2 separate regions of the Homo sapiens genome follow, and region 1 is linked to region 2. Evidence: chromatin loops called from intact Hi-C (ENCODE). Cell type or tissue: psoas muscle. All regions are shown on one strand.

Region 1 (8,000 bases), 170 kb before region 2:
GAATCCAGTCTCTTATCAGGACACTGAAAGAGAAACCCCATATTTCCAAATAATATGCTTATATATGACTTACCTCTTTTAGATCTACTGAAGTCCTGTCTTGACATCTCACTTTCCTGCTTTATCCCAATATAGTGGCACCACATATTCCAGTCCCTCAACCAGAATGACATTAAGCCACCCGATCGAGCTGCTATTTTTAATCAGTCTTAGAGTGCATCTTCTAGCTCCTTGGAACAATCAGTTTTCATCCTTTCCCCCCATCTCTCCTCATGCCCTTCCACTGCCTAATTTCCATCTGCTGTATCTATAGTTTACATTTTCAAGGTTTATAACATTTACAGTCTGTTCTGTAACCAGCTTAACTTTCTATTGTTTTTCACTCCAAAGGGTGAGTTAAAGAGCTTAAAACCAATAAACAGCATTTACACTATCATGGCCATGGATGAGTCTTTCCTTAAGGTCCCAAGTAGGGCTAGGAGTACATTTGCTTCTCTCCTTGTCCAGAGTCAGGGTCACTACCCCATGCCATTCGGCGGAGAATGCTCCTAGGGTCAAGTTTTAGTGGATTCTCCTTTCTTCACCTCACCAACTACCTTTATCAGATCTTCAACTTTCCCCAAGCCTCCCATTACACTTCCTGTTGTCCCCACCCCCTCCCCTTTCCTGGGTCCCCTCTGCTGGAATCCTCCCCACCTCATCCATATGCCCTCTCCTTCAACAGGAATGGGTGCTGACAAGACTGGCACACAAATTTCATCCTGCAATTTCCTACGCTGCTCTCCCGGGGGCGGGGGGCGGTCCATCAATCTCGACAAGCTGTGCCTTCTTCTTTCTTCACTTACTCCTCATTTTGTTACCCCCAAGTCCTTAGAAAGGGTATGTGGAGGGATATGCTTTAAAAGAAGGGGCACAGCATAATGGCTAATAACAGAGTTCTATAATTCACCTCATTTAAAAGAACATGGTTTCAAAACTTCATATTTATTATAATGCCCTTTTATAATAGAATAAAGTGAACAACATTTTACAAGCTCTCACAAACATTTTAGGGAGAGTTACAACTAAAGGTCTTTAATTTCCAGAGTTATTTGCATCTAACAATCCTATCGTTCACCATTTAAGCTGCAAAAATACTAATCCACGAAAACATGGATTTTGTGTTCAAGGTCCCTTTTAATGTACTCAACTGTGTTATCTGTTAGATAGAACTCATTCAAATTTTAAAATACTCTTTTTACAAAAAGAAATAAAAAATGCCATCAACTGGCAATTTGTATGTCTCTGGAAAGGATAGTTCATTAAAAAATAAAGATTACATTTAACCTGTTCATTCATTCACTTATTCAAAAATATTTATTGAATATTTATTGAACATGTTCCACTGTTCTAGCCGCTGGAGGGATAGTGGTTCCAGAAACAAAACTGTCTACCTCAGCAAACTTAAATTTTAGTGGAGGAAGACAAAAACAAACAGGATTAATTTTAGAATTCTATAAATGCTAAAAATTAAAACTCAAGTTGATCTGAAAGTCCTAACCTTATCTAAACAATTCAAAAGACATAGGGAACTGTTATAACACTCTCATGCGTTTAAGTAGTAAACCACCACTATTCTTAACACAGTCCCTATGGGCAATGACAATGATCAAGCTCTTAGGATCAAATCCTGGTAGCTGTACAGGCTTGAAAGCCCTGCAATCTTGTCCTCTCAAACATCTCCATCAGCTAATAAGATGAGGTAATCAATGTGCAGCTTTACTGTGTAATCTTCATGCAAAGCCATTACTTGAGTCCCCTGGCATCATCAAATACCCATCCTAGAACACTCATCACTCCAGTCCAATATCCATCAACAGAATAAACAACCTGAGTACAAAAGAAGGAAAAAGAGAGAATGAATTACACTTCATTAAATTTTTTTCCTGTTTTTTAACCATCGTCTACATTTTGTAAATAATTAAGTTTGTCCTTTCCCTACTTGAAAGAACAAGCAGAATAAAGAAGTATTAAACATGAAGAAACATATTTAGGAACCCAAAAAATGTTTGATGATGATGATGAAACTAAGTGGCTAAGGGGTACAGAATTGCTTGACCTAAAAATAAAGATACAAAATATGATGCTTTTGTATACATGTGATCAGTTTTCTGAGGGAACACAAGTTACATATAATGTATATTCAGTTAATATTACTTGATGATAAAAATTTATTTCTGCAATAGAAAATAAACAAGTCAGGCTTTTCTTCAAATGGAAGCATTTAAATTGGACACACAGATTAACTGAGGTGGGTTCCCAAGGGAAGGAGGGATGTCAACACTGGACTTCCTTGAAAAACCTCCAGCTTCCCTTTTGATCCGAATCTTTCTCCTCTTCTGCTGACTACCTTTTTTTTGTTTTGTTTTGAGACAGAGTCTCACTCTGTCCCCCAGGCTGGATGGAGTGCAGTAGCACGATCTCGGCTCACTGCAACATCCACCTCCCGGGTTCAAGTGTTTCTCCTGACTCAGCCTCCTGAGTAGCTGGGACTACAGGCACGTGCCACCATGCCCAGCTAATTTTTTTGTATTTTTAATAGAGACAGGGTTTCACCGTGTTAGCCAGGATGGTCTCGATCTCCTGACCTCCTGATCTGTCTGCCTTGGCCTCCCAAAGTGCTGGGATTACAGGTGTGAGCCACAGCGCCCAGCTGCTGACTACCTTTCTCATTCCTGTTTCCCCTTCCTTCTAACATTATCTTCCACATCTTTTATTTCCACTTTATTTCTTCTTATGCTTGTCCTAAGTATGTAAAAGGATCTTTGTGCTGTTTTTTAAGTGTCATTTAATTCAAAGAGCTTTGATTGTCCTTTTCTTAAAAAGCAGCTGTGGTTACAGTTTTTTATGTTTTCAAGCATTTTTTTACATTTGACTATGGGCCTCTCTTTTCTTTTTTGGGTAAAGCAGGCACCATTAAAAAGAAAATGACCCTCCACTCTTGATGCAGAAATCAGAAAAATGGTCTTTAATAATGCGGACACTCACCACTGGAAAGCCAAAATTAGTTTACATGATCTTTCAAGATTTTTTCCAATGCAATAACAATTATTAACATTTATTGAATACTCATTAAGTACCAGACATTGTTCTATGCACTTTATACATTAATTTAATCCTCATCACAGCCCTATGAGGTAGGCTGTAATTTATTCCCATTTATAGATGAGAAAACGAGTCACAAAGACATTAAGTAACTTGACTAGGTCATACTGGAAATAGTAAAGCCAGGATCTGAACCTAGTAGTCTGGCCTCACCCAGAGCCTGTGCCCTTAACCACTTAACACTGTACTATTTGTCTATGACAGAGGACAGCAAACCTTTTTGTAAAGGGCCAGATCATAAATATTTTAGGTTTTGTAGGCTACACACATGGTTTCTGTCTCATATTCTTTTTTTTTCTTTTTTTTTTTTTAAAAAAAAAAACCTTTGTAAATGTGAAAAACCTTCTTAAACAGTATCAGGCCCACAGGCCATAGTTTGCTACCCTGGTCTACAATTTTATCATTTCATATGAGCCAGTCTAGTATTTTTCATCTAGACAAATTCAGACAGAAGCAAAACTGAAAGATTCAATGTAAGCAGCTTACAGCCCATAGTCCACATGAAACAGTAAAGAAAATGCAAAAATCAAAATCAAAGAACTGCAGGTACTTTGTGGACATATACATGGAAATATAGCCCATAGACATGAAAAAGGTACTGCTATCACTAATAGAAAGTAAAAATCTCAGTAAGCTTTAACAGCCTAGTATTTCAGAAGTAAAAAACCTCAGATATCCATCTTCTTTACAGATGGATAGCTATATACGATAGTAGTTGGGCCCAAGTACTATTGTAATCTACTGAAACTGATGTATAGTAACAGCATCTGTATACCACACAAATGCATTCTTCTTCAAAGTCCCTTATAAATACAAATTCGTTGTTGCATTATCAAAATATTCATTATCTTCAATGTCAGAAACTAAAGAGTAGGTTATTAACTATTAACTTAGGACTCCTGAGGAATTCAGAAATCATAAAAATATTAATGTCATCAACCCATATTCTTTCTGGTCATCTGGCAAGGTCCTACTCTTAACATGTCACCACCACCACTTACCACCCTCTTAAGACTTCAAAACTTTTGAAGTAAGTTTTGGTAGGTTTCATGTATCTTACCACAATTTAATTGTCTTTTAAAAATCAAAAGCTCTATTTCAACAATGCAGCAATCATTTTGATGAACGCTATCAGAAAGTAGAAATTTAAGCAATTTATATTGGCTTTCAACTCCACCACATCATATACTTCAATTGACAAATCCCCTCTCTCAGAAAGAATAACTTAGAAGAAAGCATTCTGATAGAATTTGTTCAAATTATATACTGTTAATTATTTTTACCATTTTTGTGGGGTAAAAATAAAAACTGGGGAAATAGACTCACTTCTACTTTCTTCCCTATTAACTTGGGACCATCTGTTTAAAATAACTGCAGCTATTTTTGGTAGTTAGGCAATGAACTACTTATAAAAACAAAAACAGATGCCTCCTCTTTAAGATCACTCCGTTATCAAACATCTGAGCATTACTTGCACACAAAAGCATGTAGTGTATGTTACTTGTCAAGAATAAAATCGCAGATTTTAAAACATACCATGTGGCAGCTCAGGACATTATTTCATTTCTTATAATTGTTTTCAACAGTTGCTAAAAACACAAGAATAAAGTAACGTAAGGAGGTAATTCATATATGTATTTAAAAATATCTGTTATAACACTAGCTCTCTAACTCACAACTTGGCTGTCCTTAAGAATTTGGGCATTTCTTCTGCTGAGAAAAGTTGCTTAATAGTTAATTTTTACCTGAAATACTTTCTTCTGAATGCAGAAACTCGTGTATTTTACCTTTGTTTTTTCTTTGGCAACAGTGACAAATCAGATAATCTCAATGAATATCTATGCAGTTTTCCTCTTTACGTGGGACAAAGTTTATCTTTTAAAAAGAAAAGCCAAGATGAATGTTTTACCTGTGCAACTGCCCCCGCTTCTCTGTGCTTCTCTGTGCCCCCCGCCGCCTTTTTCTGTGCTTTGAAATAACTACCTTGCTCCCAAGAAAAAGTTTCTTCAGAAGCCAGTGTACTTTGTCCTTGCCAGGTCAGAGAAGGGGTTAAATTTATCTAACTGTAGTAAGCCTTTCTTGTTGCCCAGATGGCTGGCTGAGAGGAAGGAAGAGCATATAGCTAATTAGCATTCATTCCTTTTAATACATTCCCATCCCTTCTACTGCTTTTTGTCCACTCTTTCTTTTCTCCCTCAAGGTTTACCTTGATTTGAAGTTCAATACTTAAAAGACTCCCTTCCAAAAAATAAAAATAACACTTATGGGAGATATGTGCTATGTAGCACAAATTCTGTGTTACAGAAGCTCTTTGATTCCTCTTCCCCAGAACAAAGACATTTAGACTGTTACTTGAAATGTTATTTTTAAATAAATACATAATGGTTGCATTTATTAAGCACTGTGGGGCAGACCATTACCTGCTCACCCAAATCTGTTCTTCTGTTCTTCCACAATGAATGAATTGTAACTGAGCACATGGTCATCCAGGTAGAAATTATACCACTCAGCCTCTCTGGCAGCCAGATGTGGGCGGCCATGTGACTTAATTCTCCCCAGTGCAAAGTACATGGCAATGATGTGTGCCTTCTCTAGGACTGAGCATGAAGACATTGCGCATGCTGCCTCCACACTTCTTCCTGTCCCCTCAAGCTGGGACACAGACATACCTGCGACCTATCTTTGACTATGTAGATGAACCCTGAGATGTAGGAAGCATGGAGCAACAAGATGGAAGAAATCTGGGTGCCTGAATTTCTGCAAAGAACATGATTCTTTGCAAGCCTGGAATGCTTACCCTTTTATATGAGCAATATAAAAAAAGTTGTATGCCCTTTAATTCACTGTATTTTGGGGGCTCTTTGGCCCAGCAGCATAGGCTTAATCATAACTGGTATGAACACTATTATGTAGCACTGTTCTGGGTGTTTTACATGAATTATCTTATTAATGAGTCTCTGAGGAAAGTACTGTTACTATTCCCAGTTTCCAGGTGAAAAAACAAAGATTTGGAGGGTTGAGACAAAAGAGTAGTGAGGTTGGTAAAATAATCAACTGCAGGTCTCTATGATGCAAAGTCAAAAACCTAACCACTACACTAGTGTGCTTCCTAAAAAAAAAAAACAAAAAAAACCCTACTTATTACTTTACAAATTATCTCACTCTAATTGAGATTTTTCTTCGGTGGTATCTCTTATAAACCCAGAGCAGAAACATTATGAGCTCAAAATTAAGGGATATAAATTATATTTGGTTTGCCCACAAACACCCTTAATCTTATTATTAGCTGAACACCTAAATTTGTGTTAAACTCCAAAACTTTGAAAGAAATCAGACTGCAGGCCAATGAGAAACAGCTTAGTGGATGAAACTTTTTACTCTACTTCTAAAATTCTATTCTGTTGCACACAAGGCCTAGATCTGTACCTCGAACCAGCACTATGAAATACTGGATTATTAATTCAAAATGAACTTACTTTGGCTGTGTCTAATATTATGTTTATTATGAAAGAGCCTGTGAAACACTGTTACACAACACTAGGGTTCTTCTTTTAGTAATATGAGGACACACACCTTCACTCCTCCCAAACTTTTAAAGCTAAATCCAGGAGAGGTGCCAGTGAGGCATGTATTGAAGGGGGCTGGCAGAGTCAAGTGAGGAAGGGGACTGGAAGATAAGCTTCTTTTGTCTTTACATCTTTAAAAAATCATTTTGCTTAAGAATCTTTTCATCTTCCAAAAAGCTCTTATAATTAAGTGCCAGAATCCACTTATTTAGTCATTCAACAAATATGTACTGAGCACTTACTGTTTGATGAGTACACTGCTAGACACTGGATATGGAATAGTAAACAAAAGTAGAGTTAGGAGAGGGAGGTGAAGCAGTAATGTTCACACAATGGTCATAGTTTTTATCTTGAGTAAAAATTCCAGAACAAATTGTCTTATGCTTTAATAACTTCAAAATGCATAAACCACAAGAAAAGAGACCCCTGCACTTTCCCTCCTTATCTCTTAGACATCCCTAGGTCAGAGGGGTCTGGAAGCACTACTATATTTTATGCTACAAGCGCCTGCTGTTGAACTCACAGGTTCAACTCCCGACCACACTGCCTACTTAATATCTTTCCTACCAATCCTTTCAATTTTTCTAAATACACATTTGAAATTCATGCTCATCCATCTGCTTCCCAACATTGCCACCAATCTCACTAGGTTTTAATTAAAAGGAGATGAGTGAATGACATAAATTCTTTTCCAGCATACGCAAGTATTTGATTATATACATTGGTCTCCTCATTCTATGCTTGGTTAAAAAGACAGAGGAAGGAAAAGGATGAGATTGGTACTCCATAAGCTAAATCATTCCTATAAAAATAAAAGCTCTTCTTACATTTGATTACCAACTGCGGAAAGATGAAGCTGTGAAAATACCACCTTCTGTGAGTATAATGTGAGTGATTTTAGATGGATCTTTGTGCAGTCAGGTGTGTCCCTGGCAGGCTGGTGTAGAAAATGCTCCAATCCTTCTCTGCAGAGTGGACTGGGCAGTTTTCCTGCAGGTGGCCCACCTCTTGCACTCACAGGGGTTTCTGCCCACATGCTCCTCCTTATGCCTTGCAAAAGCTCTGCCTGATTTCTGGCTCAGCCTTGGCTTTTCAAGGAACTGTTTAAAACTTCTAAATATGAATGTATTTAAATACTGCTTCAGGTCTGAAGAAAACAGTTAAATAGATTTTTTTTTCTTTTCTGCTAAAAACTACCTAAAAATTGGTGTTTTTAAGATCTTAAGTGGCATTTATTTTCAACACAATTATTAGAACTCTAGGCCGGGCGCAGTGACTCATGCCTATAAT
Region 2 (8,000 bases):
GGATGATTTCCCTCATACTGTTCTCAGGATAGTGAGTTCTTACAAGATCTGATGGTTTTATAAGGCAGTTTTCCCTGCTCTCTCTTGCCTGCCACCTTGTAATACAAGCCTGCTTCCCCTTCTGCCATGACTGTGTTTCCTGAGGCATCCCAAGCGATGCAGAACTGTGAGTCAATTAATCCTCTTCTTTATAAATTACCCAGTCTCAGGCAGTTCTTTATAGCAGCATGAAAACAGACTAATATATATGGTCTCCGTCATAACTACTCAGCTCTACCATTGTAGTGTAAAAACAGCCATACACAATAGGTTACAGGTATAGCAGTGCTCCAATAAAACTTTACTTACGAAAAAGCAGGACGCAGGATAGACTTGGTCTGTGGGCTCTGTATTGTTTGCTGACCTCATATTCTTTTCCTCTGGGTGCTTTTAATTTTCTCTTGGATAACTGACTCTCAGATCTTCCATTTTTCTCTTCACTGTGCTCATGATTTTCTACATTCCTCTTAAGCTCCTACTTTGCAAATTCCTTTCTTTCCATAATTTCTGGATTTTTCTCCTTCTTTGAATGCCTCAGACTTTTTGATCAGATGCTGGATACTGTGAATTTTACTTTCTTAAATGCTGGGTATGTATACTGCATTTCCTTAAAAAGGTTGCCATTTGTTCTGTATGCAGTTAAATTACTTAAAGAATTTAACCAGCATTAGAATTTGATCCTTTTAAGACCTACTTTTAATCTTTGTTGGGTGTAAACTTTATACTGTAAAGGATTAGCCTTTACTCCAGTGTTAATTTAGCCCCATTGCTAAGCCATGGCCTTCTCAAAGAGAAGCACAATACACACCTCAGGATAAAGGCGGAGACTAATCAGCTTGGGAAGTCAGTATGAGAAGATATGAACATACTGAAGAGTAGGAGGTCATTAGTCCGCTGAAAGCTGGGAAGAGAAAGTAGCGTAAGGGGAATGGTATGCTATCCTGAGACCTGAATGTGCAAAGGTCTCGAGATGGCAAGTATATGGTGCTGTGTGAAAAAAAATGATGCAAGGTCCAATATGCATGACAGAGGGCATAAAGGCAAGAATGGAAGAGATAAGCCTAGTAAAGCAAACAGAAACTACGCGGGTAAAACAAATGAGTTTAAGAACCACATTTCTCAACCCTTTAGATTATCACATATAGGTTTTAACAAAGTAGATCTTTTTTTTTTTTTTCTTAAGGAATCATGTTTGGAGTGCAAAAGGATAAAGGAAACACACTGATATTTCATTTTACAAAATTCATTGTTAAGCTTTTGTTAATATGTAATTTGCTTTAGTCCTGTTGCTCCATTAGAGTATTGACTTTGGAGCTCTGAAGACTTGGGTTAAAATCTTAGTTCTGATTTTTACTAGCTGCACGATGTTGAGCAAGTTCCTTAATCAGAATCTTTATTTTCTTTGTCCATTAAGGGGTAAGGGAGGATATGGGTATGAGCCCACTTACAGGGCTGGTATAAGTTAAAAAGACACATAAATATCTGCCAGTGTCCAGCACACGGTAGACTCTTGACATATGTTAATAATCCCCTTGAATGAAAGACCTATGGGGAAAAAATTCCTTTTGTAGTCCAGTTCTCAACCCAGGTGGCACATTAAAATCATGTGAGGAACTTCAAAAAACGTTGATGCCCAGTCTCCACATAATGTAATTGGTCTGGGATGAGGGTTGGGCATGGTATGATTTTTAAAAAGCTCAAGTGATTTCAACATGAAATGCAAGGTTAAAAACTGATGACCTGGCCAGGAAAGGCTAAATTTTTCACCCTCTGAAATCAAGGGATGTGTGTGTGTGTGTCAACAACACAAGCAAAACATGAAAACATGAGCTCCATGAAGAGAAAAACAACTGCAGGTCATAACAGACACTGACGAGAGCTGGCAATACACTTGGCTGACTTCTTAGATTCTATTTTTAATGTTAAGTCCACACTGGTTATGTAACAGTGGGGCTAATGGTTTTACATAATAAATCCTTTTGAATTTGTGAAACCTAGACTGCTGATTTTATAAAAATCTTGATTCTCATTTCTTTAGAAATTATTTCTATACAAATTTCTTCATATGGGAAAGCTTTTTTTTAAACAAGCTAGTTTTTTAAAGCAGTTTTTTTTTAATCCCCCATTCATTTTAAGGTTCGTTCACTTCTAAAAAAGGACTGTAAGAAAATTAACTTAGGCTAACACTGAAGATACATAACAGTTTGATAAAACTTAAGAATATACATATGAAACAGCTTATATTTTAGAATTATTTGTTTTTTGGGGATAGCAACTTTTAATTCAAATTTCCTTACTGTTGCACTTCTTAGTTACAGGTTTGCATTATCTAAGATTTAACCTTACTCCTCTGATGTTACTGAGTTGCTAATAATAACCAGTTAGCATTTCCTAGTATGTTTTTGTAAAATGTGAATAACTTACTCTTCTCTACTTCAGGAATATTTAGTTTCAGAAATCTAAACTCATTAGAAAAAACGTATGATGAAAGGATATATAAACTATCACATTTTTATGAGAAAAAATACTATATATAAATGTACAGTATTTTTGAAATAGTCATTTTAAAAGAGCTCTTTATATGGAATGTATCATGTGAAGTACACAATCATAGGAAAAGATGGACTGAGAATTAAAGACCTGGAACAAAGTACAAAGCATCAAAATGAAGATCTCCAGTAACTGGACAAACAGTGCCAATTATTTTTTTCCTAAACTGTGCTGGGCACACAATAAGCATCCAATTCCACTTATTATAAGATGATAGCTTTAAAGAGGTGTATGTGAAAAGAAGACAACTACTTTTTTAAGGATTATCATACAAAGAACAGAACTGAAGAGAAAAAAATTATAGATTTGAACTTAAGACTTAGCTTGAAAATTTTTGTTCTTTCCACATGTGCATTAATGTAATAGGCTGTTTGAACCTTTCGCATGGACCCCCCAATGCCTCTAGCATCATAATGAATTTTTATCTCTACATCCAAAGGATCTACCAACAATTTAAGGTATGGAGATAAAAGTCAGGGATCTCCAGGGATATACTGCCCTGCTTCTCTGATTATTTAGCTGGAAGAGAGGCAGTGGGAAGATGCTTGAATGGAAAATGAGCTAGAATCCTTCCTTCAATTTGATATGTTAATGCCATAAATCAGAGTTGCACAGGCACCTGCTTAGTGGATAGCTTACTGGAGCTTGTGTGACATCATATATATTTCCTTCTTTGCATATCTCTAAACAATTTTTTACTTTAATTATGTCAATAAACATCTTTGAAAGAAAGACTCAGATTTGTAGTTTTTCATTTTTGCTAGCAGTGAAGCCTAATGCTTCTTAGCAGCAATGAGCAACTTCATTTAAACTGATTACTCTGACTAAGGAAAGAAAAACAACAATAGTACTCTACTCAGTCTTCAGAGTCAAACCTCACAACAGTTGGAGCTAGTACACGGGTTAGGAATATGGGAGAAAGAAAAGACCTAATATGACAAATAAATCTGTAATTAACAGGGATCTGTTAGAATCAGAACAGTCCTGAGTATTACCTTACTAAAAAAGTTCAGATGCATAGGTTTTGAATGAAGTTTCTGATTATTCTGGTTCCAAATATGTTGAATTCAACAAATCACGTAAAAAGTTACTGTATTTTTAATGTTAAAAGGAAGTCTTCAAGTTTTTGGTACTGGTATGAGTTATCATTTGAATACTCTTCAGTGTTACTATATTTAGTCAGCTTTCCATATCCTCAGGCTCTGTATCCTTAGATTCAAACAACTTTGGATAGAAAATTTAAAAAACCAATAAATATCATAAAAAATAGTACAAATGAAAAAACAATATAACAACTACATAGCACAACGTAAGTGCTATGCAATCATATCTAATCATCTGGAGATTAAAGTATATGGGAGGATGTGCACAGGTTATATGCAAATACTGTGCTATTTTATATAAATAAGGGACTTGAGTATCTGTGGATTTTAATATTGGGGGATGGTGTTCTGGAACCAATCCACTGCAGATACCAAGGAAAGACTCTAACTAGAATTCATTTTATCATTTAAAAAAGTCAATACATATTATCTTGATACATAAAATCCTTGAGAGACCTGATATTCATAGATAAAGCTGCACAAGTATAATTGCTTTTATGAAAGTTCCTAGAAGCATCTTAGCCCAATATCAATCTATCAAGTATTAAATCACTTTACCAATTTCAATAAATGCCAAGACTGATATAATCTGGTCGTAAGTTGCTATCAAGTAAGTGGATAACTGAACACACAGGATAGCTCAGAAATTCACTATTGGGATAGGAAAACCACAGAAAAGCATGATAACTGGTTCATTCATTTATAAGGAGGAGAACCTTCATTAAATCTGCAAAGAATTTTCAGTTTTTAATCTAATCTGCCTTCCTAATCTTCCTGGTGATTGGAAACAGGTTAGGAATGGGAGGTAATGGAATAAACATGAGGATTTCTGTTTTTTAACCACTGTCATAAAAGCTTGGGAAAAAGATAAACCCCAAATCATCGAAGAACATTGTTTCCTTAAAGTGTTTTCAAAATAAATATGAGACCAATCTTCAGAACAATGCACAACTGTGGATAAGTTAAAACCTTTAGGAAGGGGGATAACTGGGATAACTCTTGAGTACTGTATAATCAAGAACCAGGAGAACTGACATGTTTCCAGTTTCCTGGCAAAAGAAAAAGTGTAGGAAGGTAGGGTTTGGCATTTTAACATTTTATCTAAAACTACGAAAATAGAAACAACAGTGCCAAACATATGACTGAAACAAACAAACAAAAAACCCAAATGTAAAACTCTAAAAATATGTGATCAATGTTTAATATTCTGAGGAATAAGTAACAAAATCAAGACAGATTTTTTACTTAGCTGGGTTAATTTCCTCTGAATTCTTCTAAGAGTTAAAAATGAACTATCACATTGATTGATTTAGAACCATCAGATTTTACTTCTGGAAAATCTATTACCTTTCAAAAAGTTATAATTTTAATGTTAGCACGAAAATTACTTCCTAACATTTCATTAAAATTTTGCAGCCAAAGATTCCTATTTTTGAATTACAGTACTGCAAGGCACATACAGAACTCACCTCCTTCAAAACCACAGAAGATATACTCCCTGAAATAGAATTTTAAAATCCTTGAACAATTAGAAATACTATAAAGTTAGCATTTTTTAGGTAAAAATGTTGCTCCTACAGGATCATGCAACTTTCTTAAAATCAATTCAGCACATATGTATAAAGAATCCTTTTTAAAAACATTTGTACTTGAAATACAGACACAGTGATGCTGAAGACACTAAACAAAAACTGAAAAGTACTATATCTTGATAAATTTTGTTATTGCCTTCTTTAGAGACTTTATAATCTCTAGTTGATTTTCAAGGACTTGAATTTAATAATGGGGTAATTACACAAGACGTAAAGGATTTTTTAAAAACAAGTATTTTTTTTTACCTCTAGCATCAATTCTTTTATAAAGAATGCTAAATAAATTACATTTTTTGTTCAGTAAAACTGAAGATAGACCATTTAAATGCTTCTACCAAATTTAACGCAGCTTAATTAGGGACCAGGTACATATTTTCTTCTGAACATTTTTGGTCAAGCATGTCTAACCATAAAAGCAAATGGAATTTTAAGAGGTAGATTTTTTTTTCCATGATGCATTTTGTTAATAAATGTGTCAAGAAAATAAAAACAAGCACTGAGTGTGTTCTCTTGAAGTATAAGGGTCTAATGAAAAATAAAAGATAGATATTTGTTATAGTCTGACATTTTAACAGTCATAGTATTAGACGTTTCGTGACCAGTGCATTTTGGACTCTCTCAGGATCAAAATACGAGTCTGCCAACTGTATTAAATCCTCCTCCACCCCCTCCACCAGTTGGTCCACAGCTTCCTGGTGGGTCGTTGTCATCAAATCCATTGGGCCGAAATGAACATGAAGCAGATGCAGCTTGGAGGGCCCGGGCTCGAGCATTCAACTCTTGTTCCTAAAATTAAAAATAACTTTTATGAAATTAAAATGCTAAATACAATGGATCGTTATATCACCTATAGAAATATTTTAAAACTACCTTAATCCTTATAAACATTCTTCAAATCTCAATAACTTTGAAACTAAAGCACCTAAGAAAAAAAAATTTCTCTAAGAAAATATTACAGTTCCTGCAACACTCTCTAAAACATACTGGAATAGATTCTTTTCTAATATATTTAACATAGAATTCAAAGATTATCACAATAGATTATCTATTCTCCAGCAATTGGGGCTATTTTGGAAGTGGGTGATTACAGTTAAATGTATGAATAAAGGAAGAAGACTGAATTTTTTTCTGGCCTTTCCATAGACTATTTCTCAATAAATAATAAAACAGGTCTCAAAGAACACTGACAAGTAAAATGAAGCCTAACTCCTCACAGTAATATCTAAAATGTTTCCTTATCAGGAAAACTTTTATCAGAAATCAGTCATATTTATCTAGATGCCAAGCATATGTTAGGTATTCAATAAATATTAATGATCTCAGATTAGAATACTATTAGGTGCTTAGCTTCAAAGGGAGCAAATATGAATAAATAATGGCAAATTCATTTGGCAAGGTATACAACTGGATTCTAAAACTGGGACCCACAAACTCTTTGGAAAAATATGCAAAATATTCTGGCATGTGCTTATTTTTCTGGGAGAGGATCTACAGATTTCAAATGGGGTTGGTAAAAATAAGGTCTAAAAGTTACTGGTCACAGCATACCTGAACTTGTTAGCATAATCGTCCTGAAGAGCTTTCAAAATACAGTTAACATTAATAACGAAAACACTATTATTTCGATTTTTCAACTTAAGGCCTAGTGATTTTGTTCCATCTGGCAAGGTAATACTATTTTATAATTTCTAGCTAAAATGGTTTAGTTTATTATTCTTCCCTCTTCACAAAATGCTCAATTTTTCGTTATGAAGAAAAGACCCAGGCATACCCTGACACCTATCTGTCATATTATAGATACTTTATTTTTCAGTAGCATGCAGCATCTTCTGTTCAAGTCCCAGTACACAAGATGATCAAGAATCACCTATTTTTATGGCTGAAAGGGACCTTTGATAAATCCTTGTAACAAAATGGCTTAACTAACCAGTCTGTTAGGACTTTTAAAACTTAATTTGCAGGATATTTCTTAAAAACATTTTTGTGATCTACAGTGTCATTTACAACATTTAAAATTGCTGGCTCTTTGGTATAATATCTACCTACAGAGTATTTTTAAGGTGATATATATATTAATTTATCCTTTGATCTATAAAATTAACGTAGGAATTATAAATGTTTTACAGATTGAAATTAAGTGCCATAAGTAACATCAGAAACAGACAGAAACCCCCCAACCAAAGATCCTCATTGTTCTAGCTCTATAACCTATTAAACTATCCAAACAAGCGATGAAACTATGACTCTGTATCTGAGAAACAATGCACGGTTTCAGATATATAGACAATGTTCTGTAACGAATTAAAACTGAACAAACATGTAAGGTAGAGTTCAAGAAGTTCTCCTTGAACTTCTGCTACTAAAAGATATGGCAAATCTTGCATAGACGTTTTTATACAGTGATTCCCTTATAGAAACTATGTCGAATGACATAAAATATAAAATTAGTAGCTCCATTGCATCTGTACCCATGAAACCTACATTATATTTCAAGATATACAACATCCCAAAAAAGTAATATACTTTTTCTGCTTTATTATTTATAGAAATATATGGCTGACAGAAAAAAATGTGTGGTATTCTGTTTTCTGATAAGCTTAGACAATGCATAAAAATAGGAAAAACTGTCTTTTATTTTACTTAATACAGGTAAGAACATTGTGTACAATGTCAAAATTATGATTATCATAGAATGTGTAATTTATATCACAAATTT

What was found. Hi-C counts contacts between places; a loop is a spot of excess contacts. Peaks named below come from ENCODE experiments on the same cell type or tissue, not always from the same donor. Only the 100,000 strongest peaks of a DNase experiment are listed, where the experiment ranks them.
Region 1: it touches region 2 in a loop (2.4-fold over the local background); 2 of 110 quality-filtered maps call a loop at or near these places.

What each region holds. Positions count from the first base shown.
Region 1 is chr4:143,388,686-143,396,685 of GRCh38, reverse strand. The region is part of intron 1 of GAB1 (GRB2 associated binding protein 1); the gene reads right to left. Among named protein-coding and RNA genes, the nearest start is that of MIR3139, 49 kb to the right of the region's middle. In psoas muscle, no CTCF peak of the experiment used is centred here; no DNase peak of the experiment used is centred here; H3K4me3 peaks cover 1,700 bases; H3K27ac peaks cover 5,984 bases.
Region 2 is chr4:143,218,365-143,226,364 of GRCh38, reverse strand. USP38 (ubiquitin specific peptidase 38) reads right to left here. Exons shown (of 10, transcript NM_032557.6): 10 at 2,491-6,070. The coding sequence ends at 5,909. Among named protein-coding and RNA genes, the nearest start is that of USP38, 37 kb to the right of the region's middle. In psoas muscle, no CTCF peak of the experiment used is centred here; no DNase peak of the experiment used is centred here; H3K4me3 peaks cover 251 bases; H3K27ac peaks cover 6,293 bases.